Linked DNA regions of Homo sapiens: regions 1, 3 and 4 are each linked to region 2. Evidence: chromatin loops called from intact Hi-C (ENCODE). Cell type or tissue: heart left ventricle. All regions are shown on one strand. Each heading gives the region's core, and the rest is flanking DNA. Links, peaks and the distances in the headings are about the cores only.

Evidence for each region. Peaks named below come from ENCODE experiments on the same cell type or tissue, not always from the same donor. Only the 100,000 strongest peaks of a DNase experiment are listed, where the experiment ranks them.
Region 1: it touches region 2 in a loop (4-fold over the local background); 6 of 110 quality-filtered maps call a loop at or near these places.
Region 3: a loop joins it to region 2, with 14 times the contacts of the local background. A loop is called at or near these places in 94 of 110 quality-filtered maps.
Region 4: a loop joins it to region 2, with 4 times the contacts of the local background. A loop is called at or near these places in 15 of 110 quality-filtered maps.

Annotation. Positions count from the first base shown.
Region 1 is chr1:44,313,459-44,321,475 of GRCh38, reverse strand. ERI3 (ERI1 exoribonuclease family member 3) reads left to right here. Exons shown (of 9, transcript NM_024066.3): 4 at 1,732-1,848. Among named protein-coding and RNA genes, the nearest start is that of ERI3, 38 kb to the left of the region's middle. RefSeq lists an enhancer at 6,652-6,821. In heart left ventricle, for the core only: a CTCF peak has its summit at 3,028 (motif pointing right); no DNase peak of the experiment used is centred there.
Region 2 is chr1:44,590,553-44,598,569 of GRCh38, reverse strand. All of the region lies in intron 2 of RNF220 (ring finger protein 220), which reads right to left. Among named protein-coding and RNA genes, the nearest start is that of MIR5584, 49 kb to the right of the region's middle. RefSeq lists a silencer at 3,156-3,327. In heart left ventricle, for the core only: no CTCF peak of the experiment used is centred there; a DNase peak (open chromatin) is centred at 3,249.
Region 3 is chr1:44,375,155-44,383,171 of GRCh38, reverse strand. No RefSeq gene overlaps it. Among named protein-coding and RNA genes, the nearest start is that of ERI3, 24 kb to the right of the region's middle. In heart left ventricle, for the core only: a CTCF peak has its summit at 4,800 (motif pointing left); no DNase peak of the experiment used is centred there.
Region 4 is chr1:44,001,896-44,009,912 of GRCh38, reverse strand. It overlaps SLC6A9 (solute carrier family 6 member 9), which reads left to right. Exons shown (of 14, transcript NM_001024845.3): 5 at 1,290-1,560; 6 at 6,928-7,060; 7 at 7,267-7,401; 8 at 7,497-7,600. Among named protein-coding and RNA genes, the nearest start is that of CCDC24, 14 kb to the right of the region's middle. RefSeq lists silencers at 4,137-4,196, 4,023-4,229. In heart left ventricle, for the core only: a CTCF peak has its summit at 4,089 (motif pointing left); a DNase peak (open chromatin) is centred at 4,052.

The DNA.
Region 1 (8,017 bases), core at 967-5,966, 280 kb after region 2:
TCTTGGGGAACAGAAGGTCCAGGGAATTGGGAAATGAGTGTCCCCCTCTCTTCACCTTGGAAGGAGAGGTATTACCTGGTCTAAGCAGCAGTCTGGGCCTCCCTTCTCTCCCCTCTGCCTCAGCCTTGCAGCCATTTTGCCCTTTCTATCTCTGGGAATAAGCTCCTGTCAGCTTCCTCATCTTTGGAGATCAGCCCACGGAGACAAGGCAACCACAATCTTTGAATCTCTCTGGCATGAAGTCTGACTGACTTGATTTGGTTTTCGGTCCTGATGTGTTGGATTGAAATAGATGCTTTAAAAACAAGCCCAATATTAGTGGGTATGTTTTGCCGGGAGGATACCTGGCTTTCCTGGGACATCAAGGAGATTGACCATTTCTCCTTGTGTTTTCCCACCCATCAATTTCCTAAGTGCAGTCAGGTGTCATCCGTTTCGTGTTGCTTCTCCAGGCTGTCTCTGGAGAGAACCACTTTACCTTGATTTTAATGATACTGGAAAGGTCTTCTCCAGAATGAAGGACCTGGGGAAGGGGTGCTGCTGGAGCTGACTATTAGGGTCACTGAATAGGCAGAGCCCCCTTCCTTTCTCTCTGCAGTGGAGGCCCTTTCCACATGCTAATTTTACTCAGAGAATTTTGCTTTTATTTATTTTTTTTATTATTTCCTATTTGTCTCTTCCAGATGTTTTCAGGGCAGTTTTTTTTTGTGTTGTAAACTAATTCCATTCATGTTTTAAAAATTTATGAAAGCGCTAATAAAAATGTCAAAGTGGTAAAAATGTTAGCTTTTCCTCTGCTTTGATTAAATTTTGCAAACTGTTTTTGAATATTAAAAAGCAATAATTTTTTTTATTCTCTCTCCTCGCTTTCCCTCTTCTCTCTGGTACGCACGTGCTCTCTTCTGCCCTCTCCCCACTCTGGTGCGTTCCTCCCTTCCCAGGAGCGATGTATGAGGCGTGCTGCACAGCCAGCGTTCTGCAAGCCTGTTTGCACACCAGGACCTTGGTGCTGTGCATCTCTATTAAATAGCGGAGACAAATTAATCTTAGAGACACCAAACAAATTGTCACTCCTTGTCCTTCTCTTCCATTATGTTTCAGTGGACTGGGAAAGGCTAGCTAAGCGATTGGGCTGGCGTTGTAGAGGTAGTGTGTGCTGCCTGAAAGGTGGGAGGCGCTAGCTCCTATTACTGTTACTCTTTTCTCCTTCTCTTTGGGATCCCCTTTGGCTTTATTTTTTATCTTTTTTTGAAAAATAAGAACTAATGAAGAAACTTACCAGCTTGGTTCAAACTTCATACAAGGAAATCTATGCATTGGTCTGATGGCTGGTTGTCTATATGGCAGGAGATCAGACCCATTTCAGGACAGGGACCTGGGCAAGAGAAAGAAGGGCGTATTCTTAGGGGCTCAAGTTAGCAAGCCTCTGCTAGAGAACCAGTTGGAGAAACTGGGGCAGATGATACCACTGTCTTCCTTCCCATTTCCAGAAACAATGGGGATGAGGGCTGTGTTCAGTCCCTGGAACCTATGAGGATATTAGCAGTGGGAAGGTTAGGATTGTAACTGCTGGTGCCGTCTCACTCAATCTTGGGTTTGGCCTGGCAGGAGCTAATGAACCCAAAACACTAATGAATCCAAAACACTCATTCTTTGTTGACTTGGAGCTACTGTTGGAAATGGTTGATTACAATAACTTATTTTTCCTTTTCTGTATCTTTGGCACTCCAGGAAATCATCGAGTTCCCCATCCTAAAGCTAAATGGCCGGACCATGGAGATTGAGTCTACCTTTCACATGTATGTCCAGCCTGTAGTCCATCCACAGCTTACCCCATTCTGTACAGAGGTAAGGGCCCTGGAAGTGGGCAGCAGGGGCTGCTGGGAGGGGAATTTTGGAATCCTTGGTGCTCTATATAGGCCACTTAGAGAAAGCATAGGGCTTATCAATCCTTAAGGCAAGTGCACACTAGACCTAGCAGTTAGGTTTTATGAAGTCTGCCACTCCACTCAGGTCACTGTTGTTACTGGGGACCCAGGGAGAGCAGTGGCTTAGTCTACCCCTGCTTCCCCAGCATCCCTTCCTGGTGACCGGCACTTGGAGACCAGGAGCAGAATGGCATTTCTGGGGTTCAAGTTCTTTCCAGTTCAGTTTTCCTTAGGGCCCCTTGGCAAGAGGTAAAGATTTCAGCCACTTGGAAGGCAGGGTTATGTTCAGGCCTTCTTAGCTTTCTGGCATTGTTACTCTGTCCTCCTGTAAAGTGGTCCTGTGTGAAGCGTAGGTTGAGTTTGTCGAAGGTACATTCTGTCACCGAGGGAAGAGAAGAGTGGTCTCAGTGAAGCATGAGACCTGGCTGGCCAAGGCTGAAATCTGCTTATCCTAGGTGGGTACTGTACTTGGCCTCCTTGTCAGCAGGTTAGTATTGGTTGCATTTTACAGATTGTGAAACTGGGCCTAACTGAGATTTTAATGATTGCTGGAGGCTCAAAAGAGCCATTGGCAGAGGGGAGGAGCCCCTGCAAGTTCTAACTCCCAGAACTGTGTGAAGTCTTCTGTGGCTACTTTTCCCTGTGACATGTCATGTAATGCACTCAGTGGTGGCCAACAGGCTGTGGTGCAATCAGGGGTTAAGAATGTGTGGTAGCAGGGGTGATGAGAATCTTTTAAGAGTCTGGGGCTGAGGTACATTAGAGACTTTGTGCCTTCATTTAGAGACCTATCTTCTACATGTGAATGAAATAGGTGAAAAAGGGTTCTTGAGTTATCCCAAACAGTCTCCTTGGTAAGAAGGCTGGGGATGAGCCTGTTTGACCCTGGTGGGCCCTGAGGCTGACTTAGCCCAGACAGGAGGTCTCGAGGTTGCTCCTGAATTCGATGCCAGTGTTTGCCAGCTGACCCAGGTGGGGCTTTTGTTGCAGGCATCCATCTGCCAAGGCGCCTAGCCTCTTAAGCCTTTTGTTATTCCAACTAATGATGTTGGGTTCTGGTTTTCGCCTTCCTCTGCCGGGGTTTCCCCTTTCCCCTGGGATTTACCTATACCACCAGGGGGCGCTAATCTGACTTTTCTGCCCTTTTTGAAAAATCACCATTTTAATGATGATGAAAATTCCCTTGCTTATGCGAAGGGAAGGAAAGACTTTCTTTAAGCCAGCCAGTTACCTGAGCCCTCCACTGGCCTTGAAAGGCTAATGTCCTCTTGTCCTTACGTAGACAGGCAGGCCCAAATTTTAGTAAGTTTGCTACCTGTTTAGGAATGTAACAGTATTCTGCTGGAGCTGGACCCTGGGCAGGAGTGGATGCTTGAGAGTATCGGAAGAAGAGGGACTTCTTTTAGAGTAAGGCTGCTGCTGCTACTTTTTGTGGGAATGGGAGGAGGGATTGTGAGACTATGATGAACAGTTTCTTCTCTCTAGAAAGCTTCACCCAAGGATGCACATACATAATTTGGAGGGGAGTAGGAGTGGTAGTTGGGATCTTTATTATGAAGGCTGTTCTAAAAGTGAAAATGTGGTTGTTCTGTAGGCACCGGGTCTGCCATTTTGTCTCAGGTTTCCAGAGCTCAAAACTCGCCATGATCTTGTCCATCCTTTTTTGGCCAGCCTCATATCTCTCTGCTTCATCTCCCACCTAGCTCCCCTCACCCAGAGGTTGCCCTCTTACAGTCTGTCTTTTCACATGATGGTCCTCCTGCCTGCACAGAGTTCCCACTCTCCCCGCCAACTCCTGCTTGACCTCCAGGACTCTGCTTAGGGTCACTTTCCCTGATCCCCAGATTGAGTTGTGCTTATTCCAACATAGAACTGATCAGATACTTTATACTATAATTATTTATCTGTCTTTTCACTAGACTATAAGTTCTTTGAGGGAAGAAACTAGACCTGATCCATCTCCATCCCATCATTAGGGTCTGCTACCAAGTAAACACTTGATACGTGTCCCTTAAATGAATGAATATTGTCAAGGAGTTATTTTCTGTCTCTCCCAAAAACAACTGTACTGCTGACTTGTTATTTTGAGTAAGTAAGTAAAGTCTTGTTTGGAAAACCTCAGATCATATATATTTTGCCCTGTCTCCATACCAGATGGAATTGTATCTCCGAGAGGCATAGACACAGGATGGGGGCTGTCATTCTGAAACCTCATCCAACCTGGCAGTTGGTGCCTTTTGCGGGTGGGGATGGAGGTCATTCCAACCAGAGAAAATCTCTCATTAGTAAGTGTGAGGAACAGTCCCAAACCTCCAGATTATACTTAAGTAGTTCCTCTGGCAGGATTTTCTCTCTTGTGCACAAGAAGTTCTTAACCCCAGTGTGTGTGTGTGTGTGTGTGTGCACGCACATGCGTATGACATGTGCACACACATGGGCACATGCTTGGGGAGAGAAGCAGGCTCAGTGCTGGACAGTAGGAAGAAGGATTCCAGTTTGAACAAGTCTCTAGCACACACAGAGAGACTCCTACTTTTACTGCTTCATATTAGGAATGTGTTAGTACCCTTCTTGAGGTCCCTTCTTAGTTTCAGTTGAGAGTCGGCCTGGAGACGTGGTTCTGACAGAGATAGGATGGGATGTGTTTCATTCCTTCCCGAGCCCTTTCCCTTTGACCTCTAGAATCTGCTCCAGTTCATCAAGTCTCTATCTCTAGCAGCTGGGCTGCTGCACAGTCCCTAACCATGTCTTCTTTTTGTTGTTGTTATCATGAAAAAAAAACTAGAGAAATACTCATTTTGCTAAGTGCCAGTAAAGGGCTTTGTCTTGCACCTGTACTTATAAAGGGTGAGATTTATTGGTCTCTTTGTCTGAAGAGAAAGAGTGGGTCTGATTATCAGATTGCACACCAGAGACAAGTGCTTATGTAATCAACAAACTGTCTTGGTGTCAGAATACGATTGTGTTGGAGATAAACTGTGAAAGGAGAAAGCACTGGATGCTGACATGCTATTGGCACTGAGTTTCCTGGGCTGCTTCCTGTAGTTGCTAGTGTTCTTGATGAAGCCAGCTCATTCCTGGACAAAGCCCTTGTGAGGGTAGGGGATCTCAGTAACCAGCCATGTTATCAGTCAGGGTCAAAAGCCCCTTGCCTTGTGGTTTCTGAGTCTGGAGAAGTGGGAGTTAATCTGTAATCCCTCATTGAAAGGAGCCACAGAGCACACATTAATTCTTCCTCTCACCTCTCCTGCTTTAAGTGGCTAAGGTCTCTGAGCTCTGTTTAGCCTGTGAGCCCTGGTTCTCAGCTTAGTAATACTTGGCTTTGCTCTAGTACCTTTCATTGTAAGGAGTGAAAGCTTTTTACAAACATGTATTAACCCAAGTGGGACTGGGCTTAAACTGTAACATGAAGGATTTAAGTTAGGCCTAAGATAGAACTTCCCAGTATTAATTTGATAAAATTGTCTCGTTCCCTCATAGCATCCTGTATAAACCTTACACGTGTCTTATAGGTCATTAGTATCAGGTAGAGGAACTAATTTTTACTTAAAAAAAAAAAAAAAAGATGGGGTCTCTCTATGTTGCATAAGCTGGTCTCAAATTCTTGGGCTCAAGCAGTCCTCCTGCCTTAGCCTCCCAAAGGGCTGGGATTGCAGGCTGAGCCACCATGCCCAGCCCAGAACTAACTTTAATTTCATCCCTTCTTTGTCCAGTGCCTTGGCAGAGCTGAAAAGGGGTGGTCCATCCTTGGAGGGATTAATACAGGAGCCTGAGGCCTTCCCTGAGAAGGCTTTGTCTAGCTGAGCCAACTGCTCAAGCCCCTGTGTCTCTGGGGGCTAAATGCAAATCCTTGAGGAGCTCAGCTGTGAGCCATGCTTTACTGAGCCACAAATGAAAATGGCTGTTGTCTGGGAAGCATGGTGAGAGAAGGAGCTGACCTCACTAGGCTCCTCCCAGGCTGATGATTCTAGGATCACTGAGCACTGGAGTGGAGTTTGTGAAAGCCCCAGGATGCTGGAGCTCCATTTCCCCAGCTCCAGGTGGGAGAGTTGGGTTTAGTCTGCAGTGAGGCATCCTGCAGCAGAACACCAGAGCAGCACCCTGGTTTTCCATTTTGGTGTAGTGATTTTCTTGCCCCACATCAGTGATTTTCCTGGGGCCCAGGGCAGGGGCTTATGGGGTACACACAGGTGCTGACCTAAGCCTTATCTCCAGGGAGGGAGGGCTCTTGGCAAGGGTGCATTGCTTTCCTGTGTGAGTGAGACTTTCTTTAAGCCCTTGGCATTCAGCTCATTTGAGAGACCCTTGGTGGGAGCCAAGAGAAGGAGTGGACCTAACCTTGCCGCCTGAAACTCAGACCAGACACAAGACTAACATTTGGACCCTGGAGCTTCCTAAGAAGTGAGAGTGGCTGTGGTCCGCCTTTTCCAGGATGGTCCTGATGTTGAGCCTCAGCTCCAGGCCTGAAGATGTGTCTAAGCCCTAGGCTTAACAGGAGAGAAGCTGGACCAGAATGGGCAGCGGTGGGCCTGTGGGTGTCTGTCACTAATCTGGGGTTGGTAATAAGCCTCCTCCTGACTCTCTTTGGCCCCTTCATGCCTGAGGCAAAACAGGGCAACTGCCTGCTCGGTTTGCGGCTCTGGAAGATGTAGAGGCTCTCGGTACTAGTTGGGGCTGGGTGTAGGAGGGGGCTGCTGAGAACATGTATTCCATGAGGGCAGAGTTTTTACATTTTTCTTCACTGCCGGATCTCTAGTTCCTGTAATGCGGCCCAGCCCGTAGTAGGCTTTCTATGAATAGTTGTTGACTAAATAAAAGGAGGAGTCCTTTGTACTCCAAGATTATTGAAGCTGCTGACTGAGGGCACTTCCCCACTCCCAGCCCCCCAGCCCTTAGCGGACCATCTTTTCTTCTCTTTGACTCAGGCCCTCCCTCTACTGGGCAGTTCTTTGGTCTTCCAGGCAAGGAAAGGGTGTGGAGGTGCCAGCCGGGTGGGCATGCTGTGGGTTAAAGCTTTGCAAAACAACAGTGTAGTTAATCTTTCTAATTTATTTTCCTTTTAGACCATGGGAAGTCTGTAGGCAGCAGCTGTTACCCAATTAAAATACAGATTAATATAAAAACAGTTTCTGGAATATAAAATAGAGTGGCTGTGTCCTTACACTTCCTTAAAATACCACCTAATAATGACTTGATGAACTACAGAAACCCACCTAGAGGAGCTCAGCGTTTTTAAAATGAAAATTTCTCCCTAAAAGGTGTATATTACCATTCCATGTAAGTCACCATGAGAAAATAACCTTCCCTTTTAGAGCCAGCAATTTCTGTGAGTTGGGTATTTGGTATTCATTAAGTGTAATTATAGTTTAATTGGAGTTTAATCTCCCCCCCCCCAACACACTTTAAAAAAAAGAAGTTTCCAAGCAAGTCTGAGATACTGCTCTTTCTGGAAGTAGCCAGGGACATGCTGGGGGTGGTGATTTCCAGTTGGTGTCCAGGACATGGGGGCCTCATGCCCTCAGATCCTTGTAGGCAATCTATCCCCAGTCTTTTTTTTTTTTTACTTTAAACCAAACCAAAACAAAGCAAAACAACAAGCTTGTTTGAACCCAGGCCTGACCTAGGTGGAGCATAGGCCTGAGTCAGAAATTCTCTAGGTCATAGTCTGAACATTAGGCCTTTTTGTCTTAGTTTCCCCATTGGTTAAAGATGACTCTGTCTCTTGCTTGGCTAGTTCATATTGATGGCCCACGTATGCAGGGTGAAGGATAGGAGCCTGTGGGACTTCATGGATGTTAGGGAAGGTGTTAGGGAGAGTGTGGGAGGGGGCAGTGCTGGATATCAAGGCTCAGAGAAGGGGTGGACTTGAAACCAAGTGTGCCTCTCCTGTATGAGCACTCCCCAAGTTTTACGGGAACTTCTGTGAAGCTAGGAGCTGAATTTACTTGAGACTGTAATTGTGGGAAGTTATTGAGCCTATTGAATACAAAAGACATGTAACATCAATTTGTTTGCAAACTGAAAGCTGAAACAGGTGTGAGAACATGCCTTGTGGAAACAGGTGTGAGAACACGCCTTGTGGTCAGCAT
Region 2 (8,017 bases), core at 1,152-6,151:
CCCCTGGGCTGCACGCTTTCTCTCTCTCACTCAGCAATTTCCCTACCCAAGAAAGCTCTAAGGGTTTCAATTACCGGCGTGTGGGATTTAGTGCCCTGGGCTTCTCTGACTGGAGGAGATTTATTTGAAGGTTTAGTGTCGTGGAGAATTCACGTCTTCACTCCCAGGAGCCCAGCTTCCGTCCTGAGCCCCTAAATCAGGAACCAAGATGGGCTATTGTCACTTACCGCATTAGCCTCGTTAGCGGACCAGGAGGGGTGATTAATAGCAATACACACACAGCCATCTTGCTCGCTTGCAGCTCCTGCTGCTGCTCATGACCTGGGGAGGGGTGGGGAGGAGCTGAACCTGCTCCAGAATAACTGAGGACTCTGGGCTTAGCCCCCTCCCTGTTTCCCCCTCCCCATCACCAGGCAGGAAAGTCCACATGACCATTCAAGATCTGGGGACAGTTCAAAGATTAGCAAGCCTAGCCAGAGAGAGCACATCTGGAGGCCTGACTCTTGGAGGGGGCGGGCAGGGGGCATGAGGGGGCTGGTTTCAGGATATGTCCCAAAGTGTACACCTGTGTTCGAGAGAGAACGAGAGAGAGAGAGAGAGAGAGGTGGGTGGGGTGGGGTGTGAGGAGACAGTGGGGGGTTGTATGTGAAGGAGGTAGACGGGTGTATGTTTATTTCATTTCCCAAACTGTCTTTGAGACTGGAGATAGCGCACTGAGGAAGACAGACAAGGGCGCCGGGAAGAGGAGGCGTGTACATGAGAGAAAGAGGTCCATGTAAGAGTGAGAAAGACCAAGAAGTGTGCAAGGAGAAATAAAAAAGTGTGGCTGAGAGAGGGGTGAATATGTGCATGTGAGAGGCTTCTATGAGACAGAGAGGTGCGTGTGTGCCGGAGCCATCTGGGAGACATTCGTGAGAAACGGTGTGTGTGCAAGAGTGGGTGTGTGAGGGGAGATGAGAGAAAGGGGTGCATAACAGACATGTTGTGTATGAAAAGAACGTGAGAGGTGTGGATGGGAGGGAGGGGCACAGCGTGAGAGAGGGAGGTGAGGGAGGTTCGTGTGTGTGTGTGTGTGTGTGTGTGTGTGTGTGTGTGTGTGTGCATGAGAGAGAGAGAGAGAAGGGCGTGTATGTATGTTGAGACAGAGAAGGATGTACGTTTTCTGTCTTGTTTTCCTTTGTCTCTTCAAATTCTCCCCTCCTTGCCCCTTTTCCCCCCAAAGTTTTTGGAGCCATGCTAACCTGGGTTTGAATTTCACTTCTGGCTACTTCATTCATTTATTTATCCATTCATTCACCAAATTATTACGGAGCATCTGCTAGCTTTTACCTTCCTGTGCCTCCTTTGTCTTACCTATAAAAAGAAGATAATAATTATACTTGCCTAACAGGGTGATTAGGATACCTTGGTGGTATAACTTACATAAAATGTCTCGAAAGAGCACAGAATTTGGAGCTGGATGCACTCTATAGCACAGCATCTGGCATGTGGGTCAGGAAATGGTAGCTACAGAGCTGCAGCTCCTCTGCCAATCCCTTTCTCTCTTCTTTTTCCATGTCCCTTATCCTCCTCCCTTCCTCTCTCCCACTCGCTTGTTCTCTCTCAATCACAGCTGAGCCATAGTATTAATTATTAGAACCAATTGACTGTTTAGACTCTGATGTTTTAACTAATCACCACTAATGGCAAACACTGGTGGGCAATCACATTCATTTAGTTCTTGGGCAAACTCCTCATAGTTGAGAGCGGACTAGAGGGAAGGGATCCAGCAATAACTGGCATTTGGGAATGATGGGAGGGGAGGCTCACTGCTGCCTAGAAAGAGGCCCTTCTCTCCTCCCTGGGCCAGCCAGGTCCCTTGGGATGGGTCAGCTGAGCCTTGCCTTGGAAGTGGGTCGGCTTCCTTCCCTATCGTTTTTCCTTTATTTATTTTTTTTGTGACTGAGGGAAGTGGTAACACTAATCAAATGCTTACTCTGTGCAAAGCACTGTACTATTTTTTTTTTTTTGGAGACAGAATCTTGCTCTTGTCCCCCAGGTTGGAGTGCAATGGCACGAGGGCTCACTGCCACCTCCGCCTCTCGAGTTCAAGTGATTCTCCTGCCTCAGCCTCCCGAGTAGCTGGGATTACAGGTACCTGCCACCACACCCAGCTAATTATTGTATTTTTAGTAGAGACAGGGTTTCACCATATTGGCCAGGCTGGTCTCTGACTCCTGACCTCAGGTGATCCACCTGCCTCAGCCTCCCAAAGTGCTGGGATTACAGGCATGAGCCACCGCACCCAGCCCCTTCTCTGTCTTTTTACTTCTCTGCCCTTTGGCCTCAGTCTCCCCTTTTGACTTAGAATTCTTTCATGGGAGTCTCCAGAAACCACTACAGTGGAAATATCCCAGAAATATCCTACCTGCTCCCCTTCCTTGAGTTGCTTTTTAGTTGTTGTCCTTCCTAAAAGTCCATTTCCAGAAGAGTCATTTAGACATAGGTTCAAAAATCTTTGCTCATCGGCCAGGCATGGCGGCGCACGCCCGTAATCCCAGCACTTTGGGAGGCTGAGATGGGCGGATCATGAGGTCAGGAGATCGAGACCATCCTGGCTAACACGGCAAAACCCCGTCTCTACTAAAAATACAAAAAAATTAGCCGGGCGTGGTGGCGGGCGCCTGTAGTCCCAGCTACTCGGGAGGCTGAGGTGGGAGGATGGCGTGAACCCGGGAGGTGGAGCTTGCAGTGAGCTGAGATTGCGCCACTGCACTCCAGCCTGGGCGACAGAGCGAGACTCCATCTCAAAAAATAAAAAATAAATAAAAATAAAATAATAAAATAAAAAGTAAAATAAAAATCTCTGTTCCTCACAGGGCATCTGCTTGATGCTGGTTGGAATGGAAAGCTGTACCCTGTCCATTCTGGCTGAGGGTTTCAGTGAAGAGAGCAGACAAACACGTGCTCAGTATTGCTGAGTCTGGAGAGAATGCCAGGGCTGGGGATGTGATCTGAGCATCATGTCCCTGAGAAAACACCTGCTTACTGATCCTGTCTTCTTCACACTGAGGCCCCAGAGCCCCAGCCTGCACACAACCCTGCTGTGCACTGAGCCCTGGCCCATCCTGTACCTGCTCCCCTAGTCTGTCCCGGGGAGCCAGATTCCCAGAACTCAGGAATGCCAGCTTCAGGGTGCAGGACTGGCTGGGCCAGATGGACCACAGGGCCCGGGCGTCCTGGAGGGGGTGGCCTAGGTGTCCGTGGCCAGTAGGTGTCGCTGTGGCTCCAGCACTGGGAGGGGGTGTTAGGCAGGGGCCCCGGAGCCGGCCGAGGTGTTGGGTGCCCTTTGGCCTCCCACCCCTACCTCGGGCCTTCCTTCACTCAGAGCCTTCACCAGGCTTCTCACACTTTCTTTAAGTGTCCATGGAACACTTGGAGGTTAATCTAAAACGCAGATTCTGATTCAGCAGCTCTAGAGTGGATCCTAGATTTTGCATTTCTACCAAGCTCCTAGGTGAGACCAGTGCTGCGGGTCTGTGGATGCTCTTTGAGTGGCAAGGTCCTAACTAAACGGCTCCATAGTGGGGAGGCACTGGCTCTGCTGTCTTCCAAAGCCAATCTTCACCCTCACTCCTATGTCTTTAAATAAAGCCCCGAATCAGAGGCCAAGGGTAGAGCCCCCTCTTTTTTTGGAGATGGGCTTAGCTAGACCAGCATGAGTTGGGCAGTTTCTAGAGAAGCTCTGAACCTAAACCTAACTCCAGTACTTTGAACCAACCCAGCCCTACCTCCTAGCCCAAGTCCTAAACTTCAATCCAATCCAATCCAAATTCCCCAAATTAACCCCAGTTCCCAATGGGCTATTGATTGCTTCAGTCCTGTCCCAAGACCGAATGCCCCCTTAGCCTCTCTGATAACCTTCCTGGTCCTCTGCCATACCTTCTTCTGGATACCAGCCTGAGCCAGGGCGGTGGGGCAATAGGGTCTGGGGACACATGCCTGGATCAGGCTCTTACAGAACTCAGCAAGGGAGCTCAGGCATTGCTCCAGACAAAGGAAAAGAGCAATTTGGCAGTCTAGTTGAGAACAGGCTCTCCCTGCTCTCCCAGACTCTCCCTGCAAGGCCATTTCTGTTGGGGAAAGTTCTGTCTCTGCCTTACCCCGTACGGCTCTGCTCTGCCCGATGGGCTCCACTTCCTGGGACGTGGGGAAGGCTGGGAGGAAGCATGTCCATTAGCCCAGTCCCAAGTGCAGGTGAAGGGGGTAGGATGGAGGGAGTGAAAGGAGGAGGAGGGAATGAAGTAACAAGGAGGGAGGGGGGGAGGCAAAGCGCCCTCCAGGGCTTTTCTTTTCAAATCAAAGTTTCTCTTGGGGGCCTTTCACTTTTCTTTTTCTGTCCACTGCCTGGCCCTTCTGGGTAGTGCAGAAGCGGATTCCTGCAGGGGTGGTAGGTTGTTATTCAAGCTGGACTATAAGAGTTTATCCCTTTTTTTTTTTTCTTTTGAGATGGGGTCTCACTCTGTCACCCAGGCTGGAGTACAGTGGTGCCATCTCAGCTCACTGCAACCTCCGCCTCCCAGGCTCAAGCGATTCTCCTGCCTCAGCCTCCCAAGTAGCTGGGATTACAGGTGCCCACCACCATGCCCGGCTAATTTTTGTATTTTTAGTAGAGTCAGGGTTTCACCATGTTGGCCAGGCTGGTCTTGAACTCCTGACCTCAAATGATCCACCCACGCCTTGGCCTCCCAAAGTGCTGGGATTATAGGCGTGAGCCACCATGCCCGGCCAAGAGTTTATCCCTTTTAAGTCTCATATTTTGTGATTTTTAAGAGTGCAATTATTTTATTTTATATCATTTAAAAATTTTTTTGAGACAGGGTCTCACTCTGTCACCCAGGCTGGTGCAGTGGCGATCCTAGCTCACTGAACCCTCGAACTCTTGAGCTCAGATGATCATCTTACCTCAGCCTCCTGAGGAGCTGGGATACAGGCCTGTGCCACCATGCCCAGGTAGTTTTTATTTTTTGTAGAAACAGGCTCTCACTATGTTGCCCAGGCTGGTCTTCAACTCTTGGGCTCAAGCGATCCTCTTGCCTTGGCCTCCCAAAATGCTGGGATTACAGACATGAGGCACCACCCTGGCCTGTTATTATTATTGATATCTTGTGATATTTAGCACTTTAGATATGAAAAATTTCTTTAGATAGGGAAAGGTAAAAGTTGCCTGAGGTCATGTTGGTCGAAAGCTTAAAAATGAAACTTTGGGCTCCTAATAGTCCGATGCTGTGTTCTGACTCCTACACTGAAAACATCTGGTCAAAGAAATCCTTATCAGGACTGTGATAGGACAGTGGGTCTCATCTCTTGCTGCCCTCTGCGGGTCTAGGGCATGGGATGGAACAGGGAAAAGGGCTTTGCCAAACAAACTGGTGGGTCCCTGTGGGCTGGCTCAGGCTTGGGCCTGTGTTGGGAGAGAAGATTGGGTATGGTCTGCTCCTGGATCTGTTCTGTGTCTGCCTGCTGGGCTTCTGTGACCAAAAGAGAGAGCTGTAGAGACACCATGGCAGCTCTGGGCCCATCCCCCCCATCAAAAACTCCTTCCTCTCTCCTCAAGCTTATATCCTCATTTCTCTCCACATGGCATCCCCCTCTACTCCCACTCCCTGCGTCCTATCCTGGTGGCTCCATTGTAGGCAGAATGCGAGGGCCAGGGCTGGGCTGTCATAGGGAACAGGAGTTAGGCAAAGAGCTGGGAGGGCAGAACATGAGCTTTGGCCTCGGGGAGACCTGGTCTTGAAAGCACCTGGAAGCATGGCTAGCCATGTGTCTTTGGGCAACTGCTGTAACCCATCCGAGTCTTCTTTTCCCCACCTAGAGACTGAGGATGATAATACTCACCCCCACCTTGCTTTAACAAATGAATGAGAGGAGCGTGTACCACCTGAAGCACAGGGACTTGCAGAGTGGCTCTCAGCATGCCTTCCTGCCCCAAGCGGGGAATCACAGAGCAGGTATGGGCCTGGGAGTGCAGAGGGCGGGGGCTGCCAACCTGGGAGCCCACAGGCTCTCGAGTTCCTCCTCCCAGGAAGGCCTGGCCCTTCCCCAGGCACAGTGGTCAGTGGCCAACAGGACAACACAGGGCTGTGTCATGAGGAAGGCAGCTGCGTAGGGGGCTGGGCTGGATGTTGTGTGCAATAAGGGCCTGAGACAGAGGGGCAGCTGGGAGGCCTGGCCAGGCACAGCCTGTTACCAGCTGCGCAATGGGCCTCTCTGCCCTGCCACCACCAGCTCCCCCTAGCTGAAAAGTGCCAGTCCCAGGCTCCCTTGCTCTCCTAGCTCTTGGTTCTAAGCACAGAGTGGTGCTGCGGGAAGGAATTCGGGGAAGTATACCACGACTGAGGCTGGGTTGGCTTGAGGCAGAGCCTTCCCTCGCCCTCTCTCTCTCTGTCTGTTGGTCTGTTTCTCCCTTCCTTCTTCTCTCATTCCTTTCATTTTTATCATGTCCTTTTCCAAACTTAGTCCTGGAACACCCTCAAAGATTGTGGGCCAGTCCTCTGGGGGTGTGGAGTAAGGAGTGAGGCCCAGGCTCAGAAGCTCACAGGATGGGGGACGGCTTGAGCACCTAAGATACCACTGTGAGGATGAAGTGAGGAGTAAGGAGGAGGAGGAGGAGGTCAGGGCTCGGAGGTGGAGAGGGCTTCCTGGAGGAGAGAAGTCTGGAGTGTCAGATGGCAAGAGAAGGAAGAGTGGAGTGAAAATTAAGACAAAGGCCCAGAGGCAGCCCAGCAGGACTAGTATGGCTGGAGGAGGAGGAGGACAGAGGAGTGAGAGGGTCCAGGCTCTAAAGGTGAGTGGGGCCTCCCATGGGCCTTCTTTCTGCGGGCATTTCAGAGCCGGGAGGACTTATAGACCATGTTGTTGCCCCCTCAATATTTAGACAGGAAATTGTGGCTTGTGACTAGAATATTCCTTTGCAGAAGTTCACGCTCTGGCCATGCCTCTAACCACACCCTAATAAGCCAGGGACTGGCCCAGCACAAGGCAGTTGGATCCTTAGACATGGCGGACGTAGCTGGAATTACTGACCTCACTTAGTAAGAATAAAACCAAGACTCAGAGAAGTCAAGCAAGATACCTAAGTCCCACTGCAAGTGCATAATGGCTCTGGGACTTGAAAGGACTTAGATTCCTTAGCAAGGCCTGCAAGGGCATTGCGCATGGACGATAGGTGACCTGCCAGCCTCCTCTCTTGCTGCCTCTCACCTTGCACACCATTGTCTTGGTCCCACTGAATTCTTTTGGTTTCTCAAATGGGTCTTTAAACATGTTGTTCCTGGCTGGGTGCAGTGGCTCATGCCTGTAATCCCAGCATTTTGGGAGGCGGAGGTGGACAGATCATCTGAGGTCAGGAGTTCGAGACCTGCCTGGCCAACATGGTGAAACCTTGTCTCTACCAAAAATATAAAAATGGCGTGGTGGGTGCCTGTAATCCCAGTTACTCGGGAGGCTGAGGCAGGAGAATCGCTTGAACCTAGGAGGCGGAGGTTGCAGTGAGCTGAGATCATGCCACTGCACTCCAGCCTGGGTGATAAGAGCGAAACTCCATCTCAAAGAAAAACCAAACAGCAAAAAACAAAACAAAACAAAAACCATGCTGTTCCCTCTGCCTGGAAAACTATCTTCCAGGGCTCAGCTTCAAGGTTAACTCTTCTAGGAGGCAGTACTATCAGAAGCATCTGGCTAGATTGTGTGTCCTCTAGCCCCCAAGACTTCCCTAATTGTGATTACACTTTTACTTGTCTATTTCTTTAACAGGGCCTGGCACAGTGAGTGACATCAAATGAATGAATTAGTGGAAGGTGAATGAATCCTCCCTGGCCCCCCCGCTTCCTATTCATCATCTCTGGTATCAGCGGCATCCACTCCCCATGGCCTCCTGAGTAATAGCACTGGGCATGGAGCTGGACTGAAAGAACAGAGCCTGCCAGGGGCAAACATTCTGGGGAGCGGGGAACCGGACACAGCAGAGAATCAC
Region 3 (8,017 bases), core at 1,944-6,943, 220 kb after region 2:
CTTTGTCCCACAGATAATGTTGGGTGCATCCAGCTAAAGTTTATCTCTCTGGCTTTCCTCTATTCCAAGTCGCATTGCAGACCACATCTTTCTTTCCTCAGATGTGTTAATACCACTGATTAGTGGTCAAGTAGCTGTTCCCAAGAGCCTCAGAGAGGTTGGGCTCCTTTCGTCACCTGTTGATTAAGTTAAATTCTCTCAAAGGCAACCTTATCTATAAGTTCTAAGTACTAACTATAACAGTTTCAGCTGAGATGAGAAGAGTAACTGGAATAAAAATTACTGAATAATATAAGATAGTATATAGCAAATGAAGAGGTAATAGCACAAGGTTTTCAGGCATGGGAATGAATGATGAAAATGATGAGGAAGACTGGTTTGTCAGTCACATGATGGTGGAAGCTGGAGCCAGGGAATAGTGAGGGACAATGCAGGCAGGGAGACTAGGCAGGAGGCTGTTATAGTCATCTAAACTAAGCCAGCTCCAAATTCTAGTCTCCAGAGTCTATGACAAACTCATCTCTCTATCCTCAGCACTTAGCCTAAAGCCTGGCATGGTGGTTTTCGATGAGTGGTAAGTGGTCAATTTTAATCAGCATAGCAATTTTCAAGTGAGTTGGTACTTTCAAGGCACTTAAAAAATTTTTGTGCCAAAATATTATCTTATTAATTTATTAATCCTATTATTTCTGCTCAGCAATATCTTTATGTGTAGTAATATAGCCACTTATTAAGGGCCCACAGTATGGCAGACATTTAAAATTTTTAATATAATTCTCATAACAACCCTATAATGATCTATAGATATAGCAAAGCACAGTTCAGATAATTTTAAGAAACATACAAGTTTTCATAGTTAGAAAATGACAGTGCAGACACTAAATAACATATCACAAATTAAGAGAAATAAAGTTTCATCTTATCACTTTTCCGAAAAACAATAATCCTTTTCATTTTATGATGAAAAAACCTGACCCACAGATAAGCTAAAATAGTGGTCCCCAATTTCTTGATCATGTCTACCTATCTGTAAAAAAAGTATACATTCCCCTAATATACATATGTTTATTTATAAATTATCACTATCAGCTAATGTCTTATGGTACAATATATGCTTAGGGCAGAATTCATTAGAATGTATGTATATCTATGTTTCAAATACTCTTCTTAATAATTTCAAAAAGTTTTTGCTGACTTCTTGTCAGATCTGATTAGCTTGTAATTGCTTATATCTGATCATCTGGCTAACAGCTCCTACTAGGAGTAGACGTGATGGCTTGTGTTTGAATTTTTGTATTATTTTCAAGTCATATTTTCTTTGCAGAAATCTTTTTTTTTTTTTTAAGACGGAGTTTCCCTCTTGTTGCCCAGGCTGGAGTGCAATGGTGTGATCTCGGTTCACTGCAACCTCCGCCTCCCAGGTTCAAGCAATTCTCCTGCCTCAGCCTCCTGAGTAGCTGGGATTACAGGCGCCCACCACCACGCCAGGCTAATTTTTGTATTTTTTAGTAGAGACGAGGTTTCACCATGTTGGCCAGGCTGGTCTCGAACTCCTGACCTCAGGTGATCCACCCGCCTTAGCCTCCCAAAGTGCTAGTATTACAGGTGTGAGCCACCATGCCCGATCTGCAGGAATCTTTTTAAACCATCTGTTCATTCTATGGACATGTTTAGCTAAAACTGGTTAACATAATCAGCAAATCGCTTAACTAGGCACATGCTAACTGCAACATATCATAGGCACCACTGTCAACTCTTACATTGTTGAGATCTCCATCTGCCTTCAGCGTGCATCGTGTCCCTCACATGACAGGTGACCAAATGACTTAAAGAGTGAAGATGTCCATCTCAATGCTCATGTAAAATATCAGTAAAGCTCATTATTTTAACAGTAAAACTACATATAAATTGTAGTTCTACTATTTTCTTCCTGACCTAAGGAATCACCTTTGAAGACCTCTAGGCAAGAGGATCGCCTCAAGCAATAAGGTCAGAAGTTTTCCCATTGGCTTTCTAATTCTTAATCTAGAGTCTTCCTGAAAATGCTGTTTCAAGGAGGAAATACATACCTTCTTGGCTGGGCAGATCTTCTAGGTCTTTTTGCACTTGCCTGGTGAATGAGCTTACTCTGAGTCTGGAGTGTAGGGGAGGAGCTGGGGGTTTGGCATGATCATCTCAGTTTTAAGATTGGGCCTAGAAGAGTCATAGCAAAACCCTAGAATGCAGCTCTGCTCTCTCGTTTTCCTGGTGGTCACCACAAGAAGAGACAGAATCACAAATGGACTTGTTGATGAAAGAGGCTTTCAGAGGAACTCTGTGAGAGCCTCTTGTTTCACTGAAGAGGGAGATGTGGCACTACATGCCCCAGGACCCTCAGCCTGTGGGCCTGGGACTTACCAGGACCTCACCAGGGACGAAGTTTCGTTGCATGCCTGGCTCATTTCTACTCCATTTCCCCATTGGGTCAGGGCCAGGAACCCAGATGTCCCCTCCCTTGGTGCAGCCACTGTTTCAGAGTCTCTAGGAGGCAGAGAGCCTGGAGGGCAGTGGGGGCGGGCAGGAGGAGTAGGGTCCTCCAGTCCAGCTGGTCTGATGGGGGCTGTGTCTTGGACTAGGGAGAGTCCCCCAGACTATGCTTGGAAAAGCAAGAGAATGCTTCATTTTCCTTACTACCATTTGGTGCAACATCTAGTCCAGTCAAAGGAGTTGTTGGGGAGCTCCCAACCTCCAAACTTGATGCACACAGAAAGGCTGAGGGTCTTTGATCACCTGGAGCACAGCCCTTTCCCCTCAAAGACCCCTTTAGAGGTGGAATTCTCTGGACTTTACTAGGAGGCTCCTCAATACCCCACAGCACACACCCCTGTTAGCCTAAATCTTGAATCCCTCTCCCTATCTCCCTCACTTTGAATGACTTGGAAATTTACTCCCAAATACCAGGCCCTTCCAAGTCTGTCTCAATAAATAATAACAGCTAACTCTTAATGAGCACATGCTAAATGGCTTATGTGGATTAATTCACTTAATCCTAACGGCAAGTCTGATGCAGACACTACAGTTATCCACATTTTATAGATGAGGAGATTGAGGCACAAAGAAGCTAAAGCCCTTGCCTGAAGTCACCTAGCTGGTTAATGATGAAGGTGGCATTTGTAGCCAAGCAGTCCACCTCTTGATTCTGCTCTTAACCACTATACTATGCACTATGATATACTTCATGTTAAAAATGGATGTTTTTGGACATGGGGGTGGGGGGAGGGGGGCGGGATAGCATTGGGAGATATACCTAATGCTAGATGACGCGTTAGTGGGTGCAGCGCACCAGCATGGCACATGTATACATATGTAACTAACCTGCACAATGTGCACATGTACCCTAAAACTTAAAGTATAATAAAAAAATAAAAATAAAAATAAAAATAGATGTTTTCTCAGCTTCCATAAAGTATGACTAAAAACACGTTAGGAAACATTTGATCTGTATCATATGAGCTATACAAATGTAGCTTCAAGGTACATCTCCCCAGCTGCCTTCCAGCCAAATGGCTGCTGCCCCAAAGATGCTCCTACCTTAAAATTCTAGAACTGCTGCTGCAAATGCCCTTCGTTTTGATCCTCCTTGAGGCCCTTGGTATCCTCATGGATACCTTCATTGGTGGTCTTATGTGCTGTCAGTGATATTCCTTTCCACTCAAGGGAACACCTGCAGTGCTCACTAGCTGAATGTTTACTCCTCTTTCTGGAAGGAAGATGAAAGCAAGCAAGGAGAGCTGGGTACACACACATCCATCAACTGGGCTTTGATCTCTCTGCCTGGGAAGCAGATTTCACACTCAAGCCAACTGCAACAAGTTTTACTAGTGCGGTCTCCTGTGATATCCCATCCAGTCTGGAATTGAATCTGCACAGTAGTGAGTCTCCTCAATGCCATGCTCCCCAAGGACCCGGGGCTTGCTCTCATGTGGGTAAGGTGAGCACTCAACAAATGAACTGAGGCGGGACGTGCAGTCAGTTCCTGTGGAGTTCGAGCAACATCAGGCCCAAAACTCGGAGCCCCTACATAGTAGAGCCCCTACTGTTTGCAGAGTCCATCACGTGTCCACACTTGCAGCCACAGCTAGCAGAACAGGAGAGAGGCTTGTTGGGCACCAAGACCCACCCGACCCATGGCTGCTGCCCTTAAGCCCTTTAATTCTGATGCAGGATCAGGTAGGTAACATGGGCACAAGTGAAGACACTGTCTCATGGCTGTCTGAGGTAAAAGGGATTCAGTGAACAGATGAAGGAGCTGCAAGGAGGAGACGCCAGGTGGCAGCTGGAGAAGAAAAGCAGTCAGTGAAGACAAGAAGGGCAGGGGACCAGCTGTGGAGAGGCCAGACAGCTGGCTGGCCAGAAGAAACCCTTTAGGATGTCGTTTGGGGCCTGAAACGCACCCTCAGCAGCGTAAGTTATTGCAACGCCCTTGCAAATATAAAGTGCTGTACAAACACTAAATCTAGAATGGCTAATAATTTTGTTATGTTAAAGCATTCGTGTCAGGTAATTAATGTACTCATTGTGATCATTTAATTTTATGGCAGGTAGTATAGGGCTGGACAGAAATAGGGCTCTTTGGCCCAGTCCTCTCATTTCTCATTAGATAAGCCAACAACGCGGCCTCCCTGGTCTGCTGCGCCAAGGTGTTGCTGGAGAGAACTGCTGCAGGAGGCTCAGAACCTGGACTTGGGGCCTTCATGAAAGGGGATTTCATTTTCCTTGGCCCCTGGTGCCTAGAGGCCCTAGTGCCCCCTGGTGGTATCTGAGGCACCATTTCCTCAAAGGAAATTCATAGCTGAATTAGTGGGGAAACAGACAATTAGTTGCCTGGATAAAAGCTTCTCCCTTGACAAGTGTGCCTGAAAGCCACAAGGGTGCTGTGCACAGTAAAGGTGGAGTTGGCGTGGCTGTGTGGTGCTCCTTGTGCGGGCAGGCCAAATGGAAGGCTCTGTCACAGTTGGAGCACCTGGAGGGAACTAGGAGGCCTGGCCATACTGCCCCAGAAAGCCCTAAAGGGAAGCTGTTCAGGCTCCTGTCCACCGCAGGCCACTACGGTGCTCTGGTGGAAAGGGGATCTCTCCTTGTTCCTTGCCCAGTCTACTGAGGGCTCAGCTTGCAGCAGGGACTCCATCTTCCATCTGTTCTCTCTATTCCTTCCCAGTGCCCATCACCCCTCCAACCCCTCAACACACCCCAAGCCAAGGCAGGTACTCCTATTCCTTTCCCTAAACCTTCCTGTCATCTCCTCCATTGTGAGCCCTTCTTGACTAAGTAGGTCCCAAAGAAGAGCCTCACCTTCCATCTGCTCTCAGTCCCAGTTTGTATGCCAGCCTGAAGAGGGGTTCAAGAAGGTGTAGGGCTAGGGCTTGCCCCAGCCCTGAATGAGCCCCCAACCTCACACATGTCTATATTCATGTAAATGCAGACATCTGTCTCTGCCTCGACCTTCTCATTGATCCTTTTGTGCCTAGAAGTGGTGACCAGTCGGCTTCTCCATGCTGGATATATTAAGGTTAACTTGCATAGAAACCGAGTTATGACTTACAGAATCCTTGGCTGTGGTCATTGCCCCCGCCTCCCTCTCTCTCCGTACTCTGCCTGGATACCACCTCACTTCAGATTAAAGGTATAGCAGCGGGTTGACCAATAACTAATATATTTATTATGGACCCAGAAAGGTTTGGGTCCTAGTATCTTTCTTTGTTAAAGTCAGCAACAGTTGTCTGGATGACCCATAAACTCCAGGTTACTTATAACCTGGTGGGTGAGGGCACAGGGAAGACAGTGGGTTTGCTAGTGACAATGGCCCTGAACATCTCAGAACTGGTGTGTCCTTAGGAAGCTCTCTGCATAGTATGATGACTACTGTCTTCCAGACTAGTATTTGGCCTAGAGCTCCATGTTCATTAGCACGAGTCTCACAAAAATAATAGCACTGGCACTACTATCCATCGAGGCACCACTATGTGCCAGGAATGCAGAAAAGTACTTTGTGTATTGTCTCATGTAATGCACCCAACACTCCTATGGTGTTGGGGTCATTTGTGGCCTCATTTACAGGCATAAGAACTAAGTCTCAGACAGGTTACGTAGCTTACTTAAGGTCATAGGGTTGCTAGGTGGCAGAGTTGGAATTTGAACTTAAGCAGTCTAGGACAAGAATCCACATGCATAACCACTACTCTACATTGCTTCTTTCTGTGCTATGCTGTCTGGATACACTGGCCTACTATTCCAAAATAATTATTTTAGTCTACTCTGTTCCAGGGACTGTGCTGGGCCCTTGAGAGAGGAGGACTCTATACAAGATTGATGGATTTATTGATATTTCCTATTTGCCAATCACTATGCTAAGCTGTACTGGAGAGGAATCTATTATCCGATGAGTGGCTGCTACATCTACAGCTCTTGACCAAGAGGAGGGGCCCTGGGTGCTTTCTTATGTATAGATGACCACATGTGGTATTAAGTGACTTTACCACCCTGGCCACAGCAAACTGGATCAAGGATGAAGACCTGGCTGGGTGCGGTGGGTCACACCTGTAATCCCAGCACTTTGGGAGGCCAAGGCGGGCGGATCACCTGAGGTCAGGAGGTCGAGACCAGCCTGGCCAACATGTTGAAACCAGAATTGGTGTGTCTCTACTAAAAGTACAAAAAAATTAGCTGGGCGTGCTGGTGCGCACCTGTAGTCCTAGCTACTCGGGAAGCTGAAGCAGGAGAATTGCTTGAACCTAGGAGGCGAAGGCTTCAGTGAGCCAAGATTGCGCCATTGCACTCCAGCCTGGGTGACAAGAGAAAACCTTTGTCTCAAAAGAAAAGAAAAAAAAAAAGATGAAGATCAGACCCAAAGACAGCCAATCTATTGGCTGACCAAGAATCCACAGTGTGGCTCAACAAGAAATCTCTGCCCAACAGAGTTAGTGACTAGGGTATGGTCAAACCAACAAGATCCTTTTCCTTGGAAATATAAACTCTTATTGGTTGGAAGTGTTGGGTGCCATAGAAGCAAGGACAGAGTACTAAGTGACCATAACGGTGAAACATAAGAGTAGAGATCAATGAATGCCCAATTCAGAGGCAGCAATGAAATCACCTAATTTCTAGAACTATGCTGTATCCTGAACCAGTTCTAGTTCTCTAAGTTTTTTTATGATCTCTGTGAAGTCTAACCGTGTGGCTATATATCTTGACTTGACTTTCTTATTTCTGTCTATATCCTCACAAAGATCCCCTATAATCAACATAATTTCAGTGTGTCCTCATGGAGCTCACAATTGAGCAGGCAATACAGATGATAATGAAGCAATTATTTACCATAGATAAGTGCTACTATGGGGGAAGCCCAAGAGGCTGTGAGAGTACAGAGGCACCTAATCTAACCAGAGACAGTCAAGGAGGGCTTCCTGGAGGAGGACGAATAGCATACAGTTCTCATTTTATTCAAAGCAAAATCCACATCTTTAAAATGGCCCACAGTCTTTAAAATAGCCTACATAGGCCGGGCACGGTAGCTCAGGCCTGTAATCCCAGTACTTTGGGAGGCCAAGGCCGGCGATCACCTGATGTTGGGAGTTCGAGACCAGCCTGACCAACATGGAGAAACCCCGTCTCTACTAAAAATACAAAATTAGCCAGGCGTGGTGGCACATGCCTGCAATTCCAGCTACTCAGGAGGCTGAGGCAGGAGAATTGCTTGAACCCGGGAGGCGGAGGTTGCCGTGAGCAGAGATTGTGCCATTGCACTCCAGCCTGGGCAACAAGAGCAAAACCCCAACTCAAAAAAAAAAGAAAAAAAAACAGCCTACACAATCTGACACTCTCAATTCCCACATTCCCTCTCTAATTTCTATTCCTATCACTTTATTTCCCTTCTTGCTCACTCTGCTCCAGCCTCATTGGTCTGCTGGGTGCCCCTGAAACACATCGACTCCTGCCTCAGGGTCTGTGCTCTCGCTTTTCTCTTTACCTGTAATGTCTC
Region 4 (8,017 bases), core at 1,236-6,235, 590 kb after region 2:
CTGAGGGCCGTGCCAACTCGCCCATCTGTACAAACATGGCTGACCTCTGTAGAGCCCTGATGCTGACCCCAAGCCCCACATCAACGGCCTAAGCCATGGATGCATGCTGGGACCCATGTTTACTTGGCTGCCACCCTCCCCTCCTACCACGTGTACACACAAAACTCCTTTGCGCCACCCCCCGCCAACTTACCCCTACCAAGACCTTGACCTGGCCTTCCTTTGGCCCTCCATCTCAGCCTGCCCCTTGGGCCCTTAGAAATTATTAACCTCGGGCCAGGCACAGTGGCTCACGCCTGTAATCCCAGCACTTTGGGAGGCCAAGGCAGGCAGATCACCTGAGGTCAGGAGTTTGAGACCAGCCTGACCAACATGGAGAAACCCCATCTTGGCCGGGCGCGGTGGCTTACCCCTGTAATCCCAGCACTTTGGGAGGCCAAGGCAGGCGGATCACAAGGTCAGGAGATCAAGACCATACTGGCTAATACGGTGAAACCCTGTCTCTACTAAAAATACAAAAACAAAATTAGCTTGGTGTGGTGGCAGGTGCCTGCAGTCCTAGCTACTCTGGGGGCTGAGGCGGGAGAATGGCGTGAACCCGGGAGGCAGAGCTTGTAGTGAGCCAAGATCATGCCACAGCACTCCAGCCTGGGCGACAGAGGGAGACTCCATGTCAAAAAAAAAAAAAAGGAAACCCCATCTCTACTAAAAATACAAAATTATCCAGATATGGTGGCGCATGCCTCTAATCCCAGCTACTCGGGAGGCTGAGGCAGGAGAATCGCTTGAACCTGGGAGGCGGAGGTTGCAGTGAGCCGAGATCGCGCCATTGCACTCCAGCCTGGGCAAGAAAAGCAAAAACTCCGTCTCAAAAAAAAAAAAAAAAAAAAAAAGGCCGGGCGCGGTGGCTCACGCCTGTAATCCCAGCACTTCGGGAGGCCGAGGCAGGCGGATCACGAGGTCAGGAGATCAAGACCATCCTGGCTAACACAGTGAAACCCCGTCTCTACTAAAAATACAAAAAAATTAGCCAGGCGTGGTGGTGGGCGCCTGTAGTCCCAGCTACTCGGTAGGTTGAGGCAGGAGAATGGCATGAACCCAGGAGGTGGAGCTTGCAGTGAGCCAAGATTCCGCCACTGCACTCCAGCCTGGGTGTCAGAGCCTGGGCAACAGAGCTAGACTCCATCTCAAAAAAAAAAAAAGAAAAGAAAAGAAAAAAAAGAAATTATTAACCTCACCTCCTCCTGCTGGATGCTGAGGCTCCTCCCCCCACCCCTCCCCTCCTGCAGGAGTGGGCTATGGTATGATGGTGGTGTCCACCTACATCGGCATCTACTACAATGTGGTCATCTGCATCGCCTTCTACTACTTCTTCTCGTCCATGACGCACGTGCTGCCCTGGGCCTACTGCAATAACCCCTGGAACACGCATGACTGCGCCGGTGTACTGGACGCCTCCAACCTCACCAATGGCTCTCGGCCAGCCGCCTTGCCCAGCAACCTCTCCCACCTGCTCAACCACAGCCTCCAGAGGACCAGCCCCAGCGAGGAGTACTGGAGGTGAGGCACCTGCAGGACCTGGGGTGGGGGGAACCTGGTGGCAACCCTGTCCCCACTGGGCAACCATCTGAAGACAAAGTAGGGTGCCTGCTGCAGGTTCAGCCCGCTGCTGGGCTGGGAGAGGGTAGAGGTGAGTGAAGAGTTTAGGAGAAGAGCCTGATGTACAGAAAGCAATGGAAGATGGAGGCCGGGCACGGTGGCTCATGCCTGTAATCCCAGCACTTTGGGAGGCCGAGGCGGGCAGATCACGAGGTCAGGAGATCGAGACCATCCTGGCTAACACGGTGAAACCCTGTCTCTACTAAAAATACAAAAAGAGAAAAGAATTAGCCGGGCGTGGTGGCAGGCACAGGAGAATGGCGTGAACCCGGGAGGCAGAGCTTGCAATGAGCTGAGATCGCGCCACTGCACTTCAGCCTGGGCGACAGAGCAAGACTCCATCTCAAAAAAAAAAAAAAAAGAAAGAAAGCAATGGAAGATGGAATGTTGAGTTGCAGGATCTTTACAGAGTAGCCGTGAGGAAGGCCGTCAGAAATCCAGCAAACCAGCCTTCAGAGGAGACTCAGGGGAAAGGGGGGCAGATCCTGGGGAGAAGAAGAGTGTGGGCAAAGGCTCTGTCCCAGATGAGCAGAGGCTGGCCCCAAAGCTGAAGGGAGCCTACTCTGATGAGAGTAACAGGTGTGGGGAGAATGCATGGGCTTCAGGTGGCCTAGGAAGTGGCACTGCCTTCATAAAGAACTTGCCAGGATTAGGCTTAGACTTGATGATGCAGAACAAAAGACGCCATGGAAGGTCTCTGAGCCGGGGGTGCCGTGATCAAGACATCCTGGCACATTTTGTTCAGAGGCGACAGAGACCAGAGTCTCAGGCCATCCTGCTGTGCCCTCCACCCACCAGTTGGAAATTCCCTGTGTCTTGCTGGGGAACCCCTGGGCAGAGGGCTTTGGGGGCATGCTGGCAGGCCTCCACCATTTATTCCACAACATTCACGCCTCTGCTCTGCCAGGCCCTGTGTCCCCATGGTAGGTATGAACAGCCCAGAGCCCCTGTCCTGAGGAGCTCACAGGGCAGTGGGGAGACAGATTGCTAATCACAGTAGGGCAAGTGCCTCGGTCCAGGTATGTGCAGGGGTGTCACAGAGACACAAAGAGGTAGTGCTTGGTGCTAAGGGGATGGGGCAAGACCAGGCAGTCAGAGCTTCCCAGAGAAGGGAGAGAGGAAAGTAGAGAGATTGGGAACCACATGAGCAGGTGAGCAGAGGCCAGAAGGAGGCAAACTGGAGCTGGGGTTGGGAGCAGGTGGGACGCTGAGTGACAAGACAGAAGAGGCCAGCAGGCATCATATAACACAGGGCCTCCCATGCCAGGCTAAGGGTTTGAGGCTTTTCTCCACATGTGATGGAAAGCCATGGCTGAAATGTACAAGGGTCTGAGGATACCGCAAGTCACCACAGGGCCTCTAAACCCAGGTCCAAGTACTCTGACCCTGAAGGACTCAGCTTCCCTGTGCCAACCTCTGGGCTGGGCTGTAGACACTCAAAGACAGGTAAGACAGGGCCACTATTCTCAAGGACCCAGAGCATAGAGAACACAGTTGCTGTCCCCCAGAGGGGCATGGGCAGACTCAGGCACTCAGTTACCAGACAGGTCATTTCATTTGTCTTTCATTTTTTAATTTTTAACATCCTAACATTTATTTTCTTTTTAAAAAATACACCTGGAACTGAATGGACAGATGATTTCTTTTTTTTTTTTTTTTTTTTTTTTGAGACAGAATCTCGCTCTGTTGCCCAGGCTGGAGTGCAGTGGCACGATCTCAGCTCACTGCAACCTCTGCCTCCCGGGGTAAGCGATTCTCCTGCCTCAGCCTCCCTAGTAGCTGGGATTACAAGCACCCGCCACCACGCCTGGCTTGTTTTTGTATTTTTAGTAGAGACAGGGTTTCAACATGTTGGCCGGGCTGGTCTCGAACTCCTGACCTCAGGTGATCCACCCACCTCGGCCTCCCAAAGTGCTGGGGTTACAGGCATGAGCCACCACACCCAGCTGATTTCTTGAGCACCTACTAGGTACCAGGTACTGTTCTCAGAGGGGAGAGAGGGCAGGGAGGCAGACATTGTCCTCACGGAGCTGCCGTCCGATGGGAGAACGAGCAGATATTGCTGAGTGAGGCGTTTTATTACATTTGAGGCATGATGTGGACTGGTCAACTTGATCTAGTCTGGGGTGATGAACCTTTCTGGAAGCTCCCAGAAACACAAAGCCTTGTGCAACCCCACCCCCAGATGCTCCAGTGGTGGTTGTCCCAGGGACTGACTGCCAGAGATTCCCAGCCCTGGGCCCACCCAGGGCAAAGCTCTAGAGATTTTATCCAGTAAAATCAGAGGGGAAGAGCCTTCAAAGAAATCTGGCTGGTGGAGCCGCTGCACTCTACTCCCCAGCGCGGGCTGGAGCCAGGCCTGCCTAACTGGCCACTGTCCCATGCGGGATACCTTCCCGGCAGCACGGCTCCCTGCTGCCCTCTCCTGGAGATCCAGGGAAATGGCCCTGAAGAGAGCAACCCAGGCTGGCTTCAGCAAGGGAGGAAAGGAAGCACCCTTATTGTTGAGCACCTACTAGGTGCCAGGCATGTTATCTAAGTAGATATTAGTATCCATATTTTCAGACTCAGAAACTGCCGTTTAGAGGTTAAGGAGCTAGGCAGCAGTCGCTGTATCAGAATCTGTGTGTGTTGCGCCCGTCTGGTGCTGCTGTTGCTGGGTGTGCCGGGGTGAATTAGGTGGGGGTGGCTGTGCAGGTGTTTAGTCCACACTCTCCAATGACCCTTTGGACAGCTGCGCGATCTCACTGGAGTGCCACAAAAACCCTGTTAGGTAGCTTGTGTAGGGATTTTAAAAATCACCATTTTACAAATGAGGGAAGCTAATCAAAAGTAAGATGAAGAGACTCTAAAGCGAGAGAAGCTCAAACGGCAGATTTCTGAGCCCATGTCTGCCTCTCACCCACTCACCCTTCTCACTCAGGGTCCTCCCCTCCCTCGCCACCCTCTTCACAATCTTGCCTTCCAGTCCCCTGTGCTGGTCTGATACCTGCTACTGGGTCCTAAACTCGTGACCAGGCCTTCTCACCTCTGCGGTCCCTGTGGGGCCCAGCTCCTGTCCCCCAGGGTCTTCATGGCAGCTCTGGAGTCACACAGACTCCTCCCAAATCCTGGCTCTGTCGCATATTAGCTGTGGCCTTGGGAGGTCGTTCACAGTCATTTGTCCATGAAATTGGGCAGTCGTGATACCTACCTGGTTTTAAAGACAAAATGAGATAATGCAGCCTAAATCACTAAGACTGCTGATAGGAGCTCAGGCAGCACAACCACAGCCCCTGTGGGACCTGTTCCTGAGGGTCCTGTTCTCAAGGCACTCACCACCTGGCCGGGGAAATAAGATTTGTCATGTGGAGACATTTTTAAAGCAACGCAGAGTAATTCTGGAGATGTCATGTGTCAAGAGGTCACTTGTAAATACGTTGGGTTCCAAATGTCCTTAGGCTGTTTGATCTCAAAAGCATGTGGTCCAAAACCAAAACCAAACAAAAAACAGAATATGATGCCCTAAAAATAAAGCTAGAATTCATCATTTGGTTTCCAGGCTAGCCTTTTAAACTCTTCAGTCCCTAACACTGTAACGCTATATTCTTGCAGTCAAAAATAATATAGGCCAGGTGCGGTGGCTCATGCCTGTAATCCCAGCACTTTGGGAGGCTGAGGCAGGAGGATTGCTTGAGCCCAGGCATTCGAGACCAGCCTGGGCAATATGGCGATACCATATCTCTACAAAAAATACAAAAATTAGTTGGGCATGGTGGTGCACACATGTAGTCCCATCTACTCGGGAGGCTGAGGTGGGAGGATCGATTGAGACTGGGAGGTCGAGGCTGCAGTGAGCCATGATTGTGCCATTGCACTCCAGCCTGGGCTATAGAGCAAGACCCTGTCTCAATAATAATAATATAAAACACTACCTGTTTAGCATATATGGTTAGACAAAGTATTAAAAAATCCTTCAGGCCAGGCGTGGTGGCTCACGCCTGTAATCCCAGCACTTTGGGAGGCTGAGGCAGGTGGGTCACCTGAGGTCAGGAGTTTGAGACCAGCCTGGCCAACATGGTGAAATCCCCATCTCTCCTAAAAATACAAAAATTAGCCCAGCGTATTGGTGCATACCTGTAATCCCAGCTACTCGGGAGGCTGAGGCAGGAGAATCGCTTGAACCTGGGAGACGGAGGTTGCAGTGAGCCCAGATCGCACGAATGCACTCCAGCCTGGGTGACAGAGCAAGACTGTGTCAAAAAAAAAAAAAATCCTTCAAACAAGAAATGGTTTCTTTACTTTGAATGCTGGTGCTGGAGGTAGAGCAGTTGTTCTTTGCCCTCTTCCCTGAGGGCTGGGGAGATGCCCCTGCAGGCCTGTATGCCCAGCACTTAGCACAGGCCCGGGCACGTAAATGTCTGATTGATCAAAAGATCACAGCTGGTATGACATAGGGTGCCAGATGGAGCCACCCAGAGGGGAGAAATTTGGGTCCAATCTTTTTTTTTTTTTTTTTTTTTTTTGAGATTGGACTTTTGCTTTGTTGCCCAGGCTAGAGTGCAGTGGCACAATCTCCACTCCCTGCAACCTCCACCTCCTGGGTTCAAGCAGTTCTCCTGCCTCAGCCTCCCGAGTAGCTGGGATTACAGGCACCCGCCATCATGGCCGGCTAATTTTTGTAGAGACGGGGTTTCACCATATTGGCCAGGCTGGTCTTGAACTCCTGACTTCAGGTGATCCACCCACCACGGCCTCCCAAAGTGCTGGGATTACAGGTGTGAGCCACCACACCCAGCCAGGGTCCAATCTTTACTGAGCATTCCACTGCTTCCCTCAATTTATCAGAGATAGAGCTAATTGGTGCACGTGAAATGCTCACTGGTGGCTTCCTGGAGGAGGTGACACCTGACAGAATGAGGAAAAGGCATTCCTGAAGGGAGAAGTGTGCAAACAAGGACCTGGGCTGAGCCCAACTGGGGACAAGGAGATCTCCTCGCCCAGGAACTAGGAAGACCACCCAAGCCTGGGGTGTGGCCTCCAGGAGCCCTTGAAGGGCCTGGGAAAGGCTGCAGAGCAGTGGACTGTGTTGGGCTCCCCAGGGGCTGCAGCAGGTGGAGGGGACTGGGCCGGCCAGGGCTGGGCCCCTGAAGTAGCTCCCATGTCACACAAGGTGGCTGCTGGGACCTCATGACAAAGGAGGGTACAGCCCGGGTGGGCCCTGGGCCTTGGGAATTTGTTGCTGGGCAGCGGCGGCTGGCCCTCAGTGACAGAGTCTCCCCTTCCCAGGCTGTACGTGCTGAAGCTGTCAGATGACATTGGGAACTTTGGGGAGGTGCGGCTGCCCCTCCTTGGCTGCCTCGGTGTCTCCTGGTTGGTCGTCTTCCTCTGCCTCATCCGAGGGGTCAAGTCTTCAGGGAAAGCAAGTACCCCTCCCCAGCAGGGTCTGTGCCCACCCAGAAAGACCCTGCCCCCTACCTGGGTTATGTGTGTATTGCAGGGAGGGGATGCTGAAGGGACTCCGGAGCCGGAGAGGGACCAGGGGGCTGGTGGTGATTAGGGAGCCAGGGTGGTGGTGCCCAGGGGAGGGGAGAGCCCAGAAGAGTCCATGGAGCCCTCTTGTGCCAGGTGGTGTACTTCACGGCCACGTTCCCCTACGTGGTGCTGACCATTCTGTTTGTCCGCGGAGTGACCCTGGAGGGAGCCTTTGACGGCATCATGTACTACCTAACCCCGCAGTGGGACAAGATCCTGGAGGCCAAGGTGGGAAGTGAGGGAAACCGGAAGGGGGCTGGGGAGGGGCCAGGGAGGTGCCTGCCTCTGCCCACAGCTCCTCACCCACCGGTCCTTCCCTGCAGGTGTGGGGTGATGCTGCCTCCCAGATCTTCTACTCACTGGGCTGCGCGTGGGGAGGCCTCATCACCATGGCTTCCTACAACAAGTTCCACAATAACTGTTACCGGTGAGTGCTCCCTGCTGGGCTGAGGCTGCCCCCTTCCTGCACTCTCTGCAGCCTGATCTCAGCTCCAGTGCAGCCATGGGCCCACGAGGCCTCCTTTCCCCTCATGATCTTGAGGTTCTGGGAATACTGGTTCTGGATAAAGTTGTTGGAGAATGAGGAGAGAGGTTTAGGCAGGAGAGAGAAGAGAGATAGGGACAGTGATGTCCCAGGGGTCTGTGAGGACTCAGGCAGCTCAGGCTCCTTAAAAATGCCCAGAACAGACCAGAAAAGGAGTTGGGGGCCAGGCTCAGTGCTTCACGCCGTAATCCCAGCACTTTGAGAGGCCAAGGCGGGAGGATCACTTGAGCCCAGGAATTCAAGACAAGCCTGGGCAGCATAGTGAGACCCCATCTTTCTTTATAAAACATAAAAAAGAAA